Regions from separate parts of the Homo sapiens genome. Here region 2 is linked to region 1. Evidence: read pairs that join two places in POLR2A ChIA-PET (ENCODE). Cell type or tissue: HepG2. All regions are shown on one strand. Each heading gives the region's core, and the rest is flanking DNA. Links, peaks and the distances in the headings are about the cores only.

Region 1 (4,000 bases), core at 1-4,000:
GTGGCGCAAACTCTGCCTCCTGGGTTCAAGTGATTCTCCTGCCTCAGCCTCCTGAGCAGCTGGGACTACAGGTGCCTGCCACATGAGAGGCTAATTTTTGTATTTTTAGTAGAGACAGGGTTTCACCATGTTGGCCAGGCTGGTCTCTAACTTCTGACCTCAAATGATCTGCCTGCCTCGGCCTCCCAAAGTCCTGGGATTACAGGTGTGAGCCACCGCGTTGGCCACCATTTTTTTTTTTTTTTGAGACAACGTCTCACTCTGTCACTCAGACTGGAGTGTCCTGGCGTAATCTTGGCTCACTGCAATCTTTGCTTCCTGAGTTCAAGCAATTCTCTGTCAGCCTCCCGAGTAGCTGAGATTACAGGCATGCACCACCACATCCGGCAAATTTTTGTTTTTGTTTTGTTTTGTTTTGTTTTTAGTAGAGACAGGGTTTCTCCATGTTGGCCAGGCTGGTCTTGAACTCCTCACCTCAAGTCATCCGCCCTCCTTGGCCTCCCAAAGTGCTGAGATTACAGGTGTGAGCCACTGTGCCCAGCCCTCATTGACTACGACAATCCCACGAAGCATCATTTTCATTTGAAACAGGCTCAGAAAGGTTTTGCAAATTGCCCAGGGTCACACAGCAGCCTGGGACTCCAGACACAGTGCTCTCCCCACAAGGCTCAGCTCCTCATGGTGCTGTCACGGTCCAGCTGCCACTTGAGTTGCTTCTTCATCTGTGACCAGAGTGGCTGTGAGACACCAATAAGGTGAGGGACATGCAGGCACTCTGCCAGCAGGTTTCTTAGGAAGTGATGGGACTCAGCATGAAGCCTCCAGTTCCCCTTACATTGCCTCATGGAGGAGGCAGGATGCAAGTGGCCTGTGCACAAAGACAGTGCCTGTGGAGCCCAGTGTGCCCTTCCCCATGTGTTAGAAAATGTCATTGTTGAAGCTGGGCGCAGTGGCTCACGCCTGTAATCCCAGCACTTTGGGAGGCCGAGACAGGTGGATCACTTGAGGTCAGGAGTTCGAGACCAGCCTGGCCAACATGGTGAAACCGTCTCTACTAAAAATACAAAAATTAGCCGGATGTGGTGGTGCACGCCTGTAATCCCAGTACTTCGAGAGGCTGAGGCTGCAGTGAGCCACTGCACTCCAGCCTAGGCAACAGAGCAAAACTCTGTCTCAAAAAAAAAAAAGAAGAAGAAGAAGAAAAATGAAAATGTCATTGTATACCCCACCCCTGAGCCCAGGCCACCCCACTCTGGTCTGCCCCTTATCCAGATCTTGGGAAACTCTGCTCTGCCTGCCATGCCCTAGCAATCCCAGGAACATTGCCTTGTTCAGATAACCCTAATCTGCCCTGCCCATTCCTGATGCCCCAGGTGGCCCCACCAGGTTCCCCATTGCTCAGGTTTCCGTGTCCCACCTGGTGTAGTCCATGATAGTGTTAAGCCGGTGTGCGATGGTCAGGACAGTGCAGGTATCAAACTGGGTGCGGATGGTAGCCTGGATGAGGTTGTCAGTCTCCAGGTCGATGGCAGCTGTGGCCTCGTCTAAAACCAGGATGCGGCTCTTGCGGAGCAGGGCTCGGGCCAGGCACACGAGCTGCCTCTGGCCCACGCTGGGAGTGGAGAAGGCAGGCATTTCCAGCTGGGGGCCTCCCACCTGCCTCTGGGCCTCATTCCCAGACCTGTTTCACTCCTCAGTGGCCCAGGACTGGTTTTCTGTCTGACTTCTCCCATTTCTGCCACAGCCCAGCCCTCCAGAACGGAGCAGAGGTCTGGACACCATTGGGATAATGAGGGGCCTTGGGGAATGAGCCAGTGCTAAAAGGCATTGTGAAATCCCTGGTCTGCTCTTGGCACCCTTGGCCTCCTCTCTCGGTGCTTTCTTCCCCATCCTTGCTTTTCAGCTAGTGCCGTGATGTTTCTCTGCTTCACTCTATCAGCCATTTACACCTTAGTAAGAACATACTTGCATGGCTCTTCTTGGATATTTGCAAATAGGCCACACGATGCCATCTTGCTGAGCCTAATATCACACAATTCAGGCAGTCACCTCCCACCCCATAGGGAATACAGGCCAGGGCTCTGCTTCTGGGACAAGAAAATGGCAGGGCAGAGGAACACCCGGGGACTCTTTGTGTCTGGTCACTGAGGAGGTAAAGGAGGAGCAGGACACACGCCTTCAGCCTCCTGCTCTGGAAGCCAGAGCCAGCAGACAAAACGAGGCTGTGTTCCCAACCAGAGGCCACAGCATCCCCACATCCAAGGACAAATACCTCAGCCCTTCCCAAAGGCGTGAGTCACCACAGCCGGAGTAAAGTCCGGGCTCTCTCCCTGGCCCATTCCCGCAACTAATGAAGGTTTTGGCAGCAGAATAAGCCGCCGGATAGAACTCAGGGCTGATTTATGGTGGAACTGGCACAGGACACAGGTTATACTTAAAGTGGCTACAAGCTCAGTGAGGGAGGAGGGGAGCTGATTTCTGTCTCTGATCACGGCATGTGTCGGGGTGGGGCATGCTCTGGGGGAAGTGTTGAGAGCAAGCAGGTGAGAAGAATGGATCAAGCAAGAGACAGTCATGGGGCACAGGGTCTGGAGAGACCATGTTTGTCCGCCAGCCACCCCCACGTGGTTATGTAAGTGAGAGCCACTTAAGATGCATATTTAGTCTTAAGGGCTGCGTGGGTGGCAAGGGAGTCCCACCCTTGGGATAATGAGGGGCCTTGGGGAATGTTGTCCAGGTGAGGGAGGTGGCTGTGATACAGCAAGGAAAGGTTTGGGACAGAGCCAGAGTCCCCGCTCTGCCCCTTACCAGCTGAACTGCTGCGAGGAAATCATTTCAAACCGTGGAGGCTCGTTTCTGGCCCACAGGACCATGGTAAAGATTAAAGGAGAAAGTGGAGGCCAGAGTGCTTTGAATATTGTTAAGTGCTGGGCAAATGTAAAGTTTTTTTTCTTGAGACGAAGTCTCGCTCGGTCACCCAGGCTAGAGTGCAGTGGTGAGATCTTGGCTCACTGCAACCTCCGCCTCCAGGGTTCAAGCGATTCTCCTGCCTTGGCTTCTCGAATAGCTGGGATTACAGGCGCCCGCCATCACGCCTAGCTAATTTTTGTGTTTAGCAGAGACAGGGTTTCACCATGTTGGCCAGGCTGGTCTTGAACTCCTGCCCTCAAGTGATCCACCTGCCTTGGCCTCCTAAAGTGCTGGGATTACAGGCGTGAGCCACTGTGCCTGGCCTTGTTTTAGTTTTTGAGGTCTGGGGAGGGTGCATGAGTATGGACTGAATATAAAAATGAAAATAGGGAAGAGGAGGAGGAGGAGGAGAAGATGGAGGGAAGGGAGGAGGGGAAAAGCTGACATTTTACAGGAGCATCCAAGCGAAGCGCTTTTCCTGTCATCACACTGACCCTAACACTGCTCTGTCCAGGTGGTAGCCACTGGCCCCATGTGGCTATTAGCACTTGAAATGTGACTAGTCCAAATTGAGACATTCTGTAAATGTGAAATATACACTGGATTTCAAACTTGTAGGAAGAAACGCAAAATATTTCTAATACTTATATCAATGATGTGTTGAAATAATATTTTAGATATATTGGGCTAAATAAGTTATAGTATTACAGTTTATTTTGCTTGTTTTTCCTTTTTAAAAAGTGTGGCTATAAGAAAAAAACATTAGCTTCATATGCATGACTTGCTTTGTTTTTTATTGGGCAGCATAATGCAAAGAGGTTTGGACTGTTATTATCTGCCTTTTAGAGTGAAAGAAAAGTAGGCACAGAGAGGTTAAGCAACTAGCCCCAAATCACACAGCTAGCACAGGTATAGGTATCTCCAACCTTTAGACTCAGTAAGAGGTGACTACTGGCCCCTCCAGTGCATAGCCCAGTGGCTGAGGACATAAAATCTGGGGCTGTAAGAAAGCTCTGGAGGGGAGAGGGCTTCCTCAAAGGGTTTTGGAATCTCCCAGAGCTGGTTCAAATCCCAGACCTGCCTTCTCCCA
Region 2 (6,056 bases), core at 2,057-6,056, 180 kb after region 1:
GGCTTGGAAACCTCCTTCTTCATCGGGCCGCGCACGCGCCCGCCGCCGGCGGCTTCAAGAGCGACGGACCCCTAGAAAGCCCTGCGGGCCCGGCCTGTGACGCCACAGGCGGCGCCGACGAGCGCCGTGACGTCACCAGCCGGGCGGGGCGGGGCGGGGGACCCGGGCGAGGACCCCCGCGAGTTGCGGGAGCCGAGGGCTGGGTGGGAGTGGCTGGCTGGTAGGGGTGCATGACCCGCCTCGCCCCGCCCTGCTGCTAGGCCACGGGGGGCGGGTGGGGCGTCGGGGGTGCCAGCCCCTGCTTCCCGCCTTCCTCGACTAAGGCCACATCCTGTCGAGGGACCTCCCTCTGCCCCCCTCACAGCGGTTCTGGGGGGGGATCGGGCCTTTCAGGACGTGCTGAAACCCCTTCGTGGCGTACCGTAGGTTTTAGGTGTCCCTGCCTGCCGTCCCCAACTCGCACCAACGCGCCTGGAGACCTCCCGGGTCCACGCTCGCTGCAGCCACTTTGGCCTTTCATCACTTCCCAAACCAGCCAAAACTTTTGCCCTGACTTGGGGCATTCTCACAGTCCTTGGAGATGCTGCCTCTGATTATTTTAAGTTTATAAACGCACCCGCTTTTTTCGCCTTCCCCTGGAGCCCTGAGGCATTCTGGGATTATTTCGGTTTTTTGTGTAGTTGCCTATTGTCAAACTGGCTCTCAGAATGTATGAGAGCAGGAGCTGCCTCAGGCCCTGCCCCCAACCCAAAGTTTAGCACTAGTAGTCAGGCAGTAAATTGTACCTCAAATAGTGAAGGGGTTCTAGAGCCAGACAATTGGGTTCTAATCCCAGCTATGTCGGCTTGTTAGCTGTGTGTTCTTGAGCCAATGCCTTGACCTAGAGAGCCGGTTTTCTCTGCTGGGCACAGTGGTTCAGGCCTACAATCCTAGTGCTTTAGAAGGCTGAGGCAGGAGGATTGGTTGAGGCCAGGAGTTCAAAATTGACCTGAGCAACGTAGGGAGACTCCATTCTAAAAAAAAAAAAAAATTTTTTTTTTTTTTTTTTTGAGACGGAGTCTTGCTCTGTGCCCAAGCTGGAGTGTAGTGGTGCCATCTCGGCTCACTGCAACCTCTGCCTCCCAGGTTCAAGCGATTCTCCTGCCTCAGCCTCCTGAGTAGCTGGGATTACAGACGAGTGCCACCATGCCTGGCTAAGTTTTGTATTTTTAGTAGAGATGGGGTTTCACCAGTTGGTCAGGCTGGTCTCGAACTCCTGACCTCGTGATCTGCCCGCCTCGGCCTCCCAAAGTGCTAGGATTACAGGCGTGAGCCACCGTGCCTAGCCTAAAAAAATTTTTTTTTAATTAGCTGGCTTTGGTGGCCCACACCTGTAGTCTTAGCTACTCTGGAGGCTAAGGCAGGAAGATTGCTTGAGCCCAGGAGGTCCAGGCTGCAGTGAGCTCTGATTGCACCACTGTACTCCAGCCTGGGCAACAAAGTGAGATCCCCATCTCATACATCCATACATACATATATACATACATAAAATGGAGGTCATAATGCTGCTCTCACAAGGCCACTGCCAGGGTTAAATGAATATGTATGTATTTCTTTTTCTTAGCGAGTATCTCACTCTGTTGCCCAGGTTGGAGTGCAGTGGCACAATCATAGCTCACTGCAGCTTCAAACTCCTGAGCTTAAATGATCCTGCTGCCTTAGCCTTCCGAGTAGCTGGGACTACAGGCATGTGCCACTGCACCCAGCTAATTATTAAATTTTTTGTAGAGACAGGGTCTTGCTATGTTGTTCAGGCTGGTCTTGAACTCGTGGGCTTAAGCGATCCTCCCGCCTTGGCCTCTCAAAGTGTTGGGATTACAAGCATGAGCCACCTCACCTGGCCTGAGTGTGCATTTAAACTACGAAACAGGGTGCCCTCCATAAACTGTAGTATCTTCTCAGTCAATTCTCAAAATCATGCTGGGGTTGAAGGGAGGGGACACATTATAAGCCCATTTTACAAACGGAGAAACTGAGCTCCAGAGAGAAGGGTGTAATGTCACCTGACTAGCGGGAAGCACAAATTGAACCTGGTTTTCTAAAGTCCAAGGCCAGGGCTCTTTGAACCCTGTCTCCTGGGACATTTCTGAGTTTGCAAGAGCTGCCCCAGACAGCGGAGGAGCTAGAGACGATGCCAGCAGTGCTGGTGAATCCCTGAGTTCCCTGTGTGTTGCCCGTTGCTGGGTCCTGCTCCAGGGCCATGGCCCCTTCTTCACACTGCTCTAGACCTTGCTCTCCTTATGACTGAGGCATCCTCCACGGACAGCCCCTCTCCTGCTCTCCGAGGCCCAGGCTCTGGCTTCCCTCTACCCTCTAGAGAATCCCCAGTTCCGTTTACTTCGCGACTGAGCACTTATGATCCAGCAGGCTAGGTGCTGTGCCATGTGGGTCCTCCAGGAAGCAAGCACTGAGATGAACATAGGACCGCAAGAGGTTTATTGCGGAGAGAGGGGGTAGTGGCAAGGCCGGTGAGGGAGAGGAAGCAGGAAAGGGCTGGGAGAGCCTCAGACTGTGCTGCAGATCTAACAAAGTCTTGGCCAACCCAGCATGTCCTCTGGGCAAAGAATGTTTGTTAGAAGTTGTCAGCTAACTGCCCTCCTTGAGGGTGAATGGCAAGTTCTTTCTTGAAGGGAGACAGGAATGGCTCACCTCCGTGGCTGTCCCAGAAGCTCTGTAAGATATGGAGGAAAATAAGAAACATTTCCTCTTGCCCTCTAGGAGCTCAGAGTCCACTCTAGAGCAAAAGACAAACGCTCATGAAACTCTAATCCGTGCACCCAGTTTCAGGAAGAAGGCCTTTTAACTTTGGGAAGTTACACAGCTTGTGGGTGGCATGTTTGGGAGCAGGACAGAGGCTTGGGGATTGTGACGGGAGGGTTTGGTGACCAAAGGACAAGGGAAGAAGCAGGTAGGGGAGTATGTGGTCAGGCAGGCATGCAACCTGGCTGGGCTCTGCCACCAGCCCCTGAGTGACCTTGGACAGGTCTCACCCCCTGTCTGTGTCCCAGTATCACCATCTGCATCATGACATGAAGGGGTCCAGACCAGATCAGAGCTGCTTCACCTTTTGAGAAGCCAATCAAACCTAGGAATCTTCTCCTGAGAAACGTGCATTTGACTTTTTTTAAAACTGTTGTAAAATACACATAACATAAAAGTCACCATTTTAATATATTCAACTGAGTGACATTTAGTACACACACAATGTAGTGCCACCATCACCACTACCTACACTACCTACATCCAGAATGTTTTCATCATCCCCAAAGGAAACCCTCTACCAGTCATTCCCCAGCCCCGACCCCCATCCCCTAACAATCGCTAAGCTCCTTTCTGTCTTTACTGATTTGCCTATTCTTGATACTTCATATCAATGGAATCATACAATATTTGGCCTTTTCTGTCTGTTTTTTTTTTTTTCACTTAACACGTATCAGTGACTCCATTCCTTTTCGTGGCTGAATAATATTTCGTTTATGGGTATACTGTATTTTGTTTATCCATACATTTGCACATCTGATTTTGCACATGACTTTGTATTCAATTCCAGAGATTCCCTGAAGCTCACTGATGTGCGACTGGGGTGGGGGTAGAAGAAGGTCAGAGTGCTTTAGACACAAAGTGGGGTCATTTGAAAGTAGATTTCCAACTCTAATGTGTGAGCTCATGGGGTAGTCATTAGCTGCAATTTAGGAACCACAGACTGGATATGAGGGGGGCCTTCTTAGAGGAGGTAGCACTTCTTAGAGGAGGTGGGCCACTAAATAAAGAGTTCAATGGGTAGTTCAGGGGGCAGGTACTCCAGGTGAGGACACAGAAGGTACAAAGGCCTGGAGGGGGCTGGGCATGATGGCTTGTGCCTATAATCCCAACACTTCGGGAGGCTGAGGCAGGAGGATCACTTGAGCCCAGGAGTTTGAGACCAGCCCGGGCAACATAGTGAGACCCCGTCTCTACAAAAAAATTTCTAAAAATTAGCCAGATGTGGTGCCATGCCCTTGTGGTCCTAGCTACTCAAGAGAGTGAGGTGGATGCATTGCTTGAGCCTGGGAGGTCGAGGCTGCAGTGAGCTGTGATTGCGCCACTGCACTTCAGCCTAGGGTGACAGAGCAAGACTCTGTCTCAAAAAAAAAAAAAAAAAAAAAAGCCCAGTGTGTGTAAAGCACAAGCTCAGATGACAGCATCGCTTCACCAGCATAGCTCCCGCAGTCTCCTCCCAGCGCCACAACTCTGAGCAACTTCCTGGAGCCCAGGGAGGAGGAGGTGGTGGCTAGGTTGACAGAGGACACGGCATAAATTATTGCTTCATGTCTCTGTTTATTTCCACCCATCCAGGTGCTGAGCATGTCGTCAGCTACTCCTAAACAGCCTCCCTAAATAGAAAGCGCATTTCCTCCACAGACCGCATCATCCATTTCCCAGGGACAGCCACCCTCCTAAAGACTGAGGCTCGGGGTCATCTATTCTCCAGCCCCTCACATCTGATCCCCCTCCCGGTTCATCCTGCCACTCTGTCTCACTTTCGCATACCCACCTGGCCTGCTCCCCTATTGTTTCCATTGTGCCTCCCCAACCAGGTCTGACCACCCCCACACATAGCTGGCTGATGCCCCTCACATCTGCCCTCACCCACTCACATCTGGCAGCTGCACCCCTTAAACAATGCATCACATCACTGCCCTCCTTACTACAACCTTGCTCAGCTCACACTCAGCAGGAATCTCACATTCTTCTTAGCCCCAAACACAGGACACAGCTGGACTCTGCTCCCAGAATGGACTGACTTCAGCTTCAGGGATGACACAGAGACTCTGGGACCTTCTTAGGAAGGACACAAGGAGGGATTTTCAGAGGCTTTGGAGTACAGTGTGTGTTTGCTTCTCAACTTTGCCCCCACTTGGGCTGTCTGCTTTAGAGTGGGGACAGTGAACTAGGCATGGTGGCTCACACATGCAATCCCAGCACTTTGGAAGGTCAAAGCAGAAGGATCACTTGAGCCCAGGAGCTTGACACCAGCCTGGGCCACATAGTAAGACCCCGTCTGTACTAAAAATAAACATTTTGAAAATTAGCCGGGTGTGGTGTTTGTGTGTGTCTGGAGTCCTAGTTACTCAGGAGGCTGAAGCAGGGGGCTTGCTTGGAGCCCAGGAGATCAAGGCTGCAGTAAGCTATGATTGCACCACTGCACTCCAGCCTGAGTGACAGAACGAGACCCTGCTTCAAAAAAACCCAAAGAAACAAAAATAGAGTGATAGACTGGGGACAGTGCCTGTCTCACAAGGTCACAGTCACCTTCTATTGCCTCATCCTTTTTGTCATCCTCAGAACTCCTACACATACACTTCTGTGGGATCTGTCTGCCCCGCTAAAGCACAAGTTCCAGAGGTGCAGGAGCCTATCTGTCGGCTTCATGGCTGTGTCCCCCATTCCTGGCTGGCACATGTGGGCCATCCTAATGGATGGGTGTAGGGAGCCTGCAGGAGCATCAGTGAGCCTATGGTCGCTGCCTTCCATGATCTGTGGGGCAGGGAGAGAGCTGGCTCCTCCCATGCAGCAGCACCCAGGGGCAGAATCACAAACCACAGCAACATACTCCTAAGAAGACTGCTATGAGAAGACAGTTCTAAGAATCAGGGCTCCCTCTGAGCATGCAGGAGTTCCTGCGCCGGTCCAGTCAGCCTGGGCTGCTGGGGAGGACACGCCCAAGATGGATGGACATTGAGTTCTGGGCTCTGTCCCGTGGACCTCCACCAAAAAAATGGTTCTCTGCCTGCACCCCTCCATCCTCGCTCTGGGCAGAAGGCCACCTTCTGAGGGCAGATTCAGGGCTGAGGGAGCTGGTTCACCTTGGGGACTTCTTCCTAAATTGTGGGGGTAGCTGAGGAATTGTCCTTCTCCATCGGTGAGAATAGTGTTCTAGTGATGCATGGCTGGGAACTGAGGGGGCAGATGCTGAATCAAAAGCCCTGGGCCTGAGTCTCTTTTTAGCTGTGTCACCCAGCACGAGGCCTCCGCTC

What was found. Peaks named below come from ENCODE experiments on the same cell type or tissue, not always from the same donor. Only the 100,000 strongest peaks of a DNase experiment are listed, where the experiment ranks them.
Region 2: POLR2A ChIA-PET joins it to region 1 with 5 read pairs; 6 of 35 experiments call an interaction of 5 or more read pairs at or near these places.

The regions. Positions count from the first base shown.
Region 1 is chr17:50,685,148-50,689,147 of GRCh38, reverse strand. ABCC3 (ATP binding cassette subfamily C member 3) reads right to left here. Exons shown (of 31, transcript NM_003786.4): 30 at 1,418-1,612. Among named protein-coding and RNA genes, the nearest start is that of ANKRD40, 21 kb to the left of the region's middle. RefSeq lists a silencer at 1,506-1,800. In HepG2, for the core only: no CTCF peak of the experiment used is centred there; DNase peaks (open chromatin) are centred at 1,677 and 2,277; H3K4me3 peaks cover 1,662 bases.
Region 2 is chr17:50,502,466-50,508,521 of GRCh38, reverse strand. MYCBPAP (MYCBP associated protein) reads right to left here and starts at 83. Exons shown (of 19, transcript NM_032133.6): 1 at 1-83. RefSeq lists an enhancer at 8-67 and a silencer at 88-377. In HepG2, for the core only: no CTCF peak of the experiment used is centred there; a DNase peak (open chromatin) is centred at 4,251; H3K4me3 peaks cover 478 bases.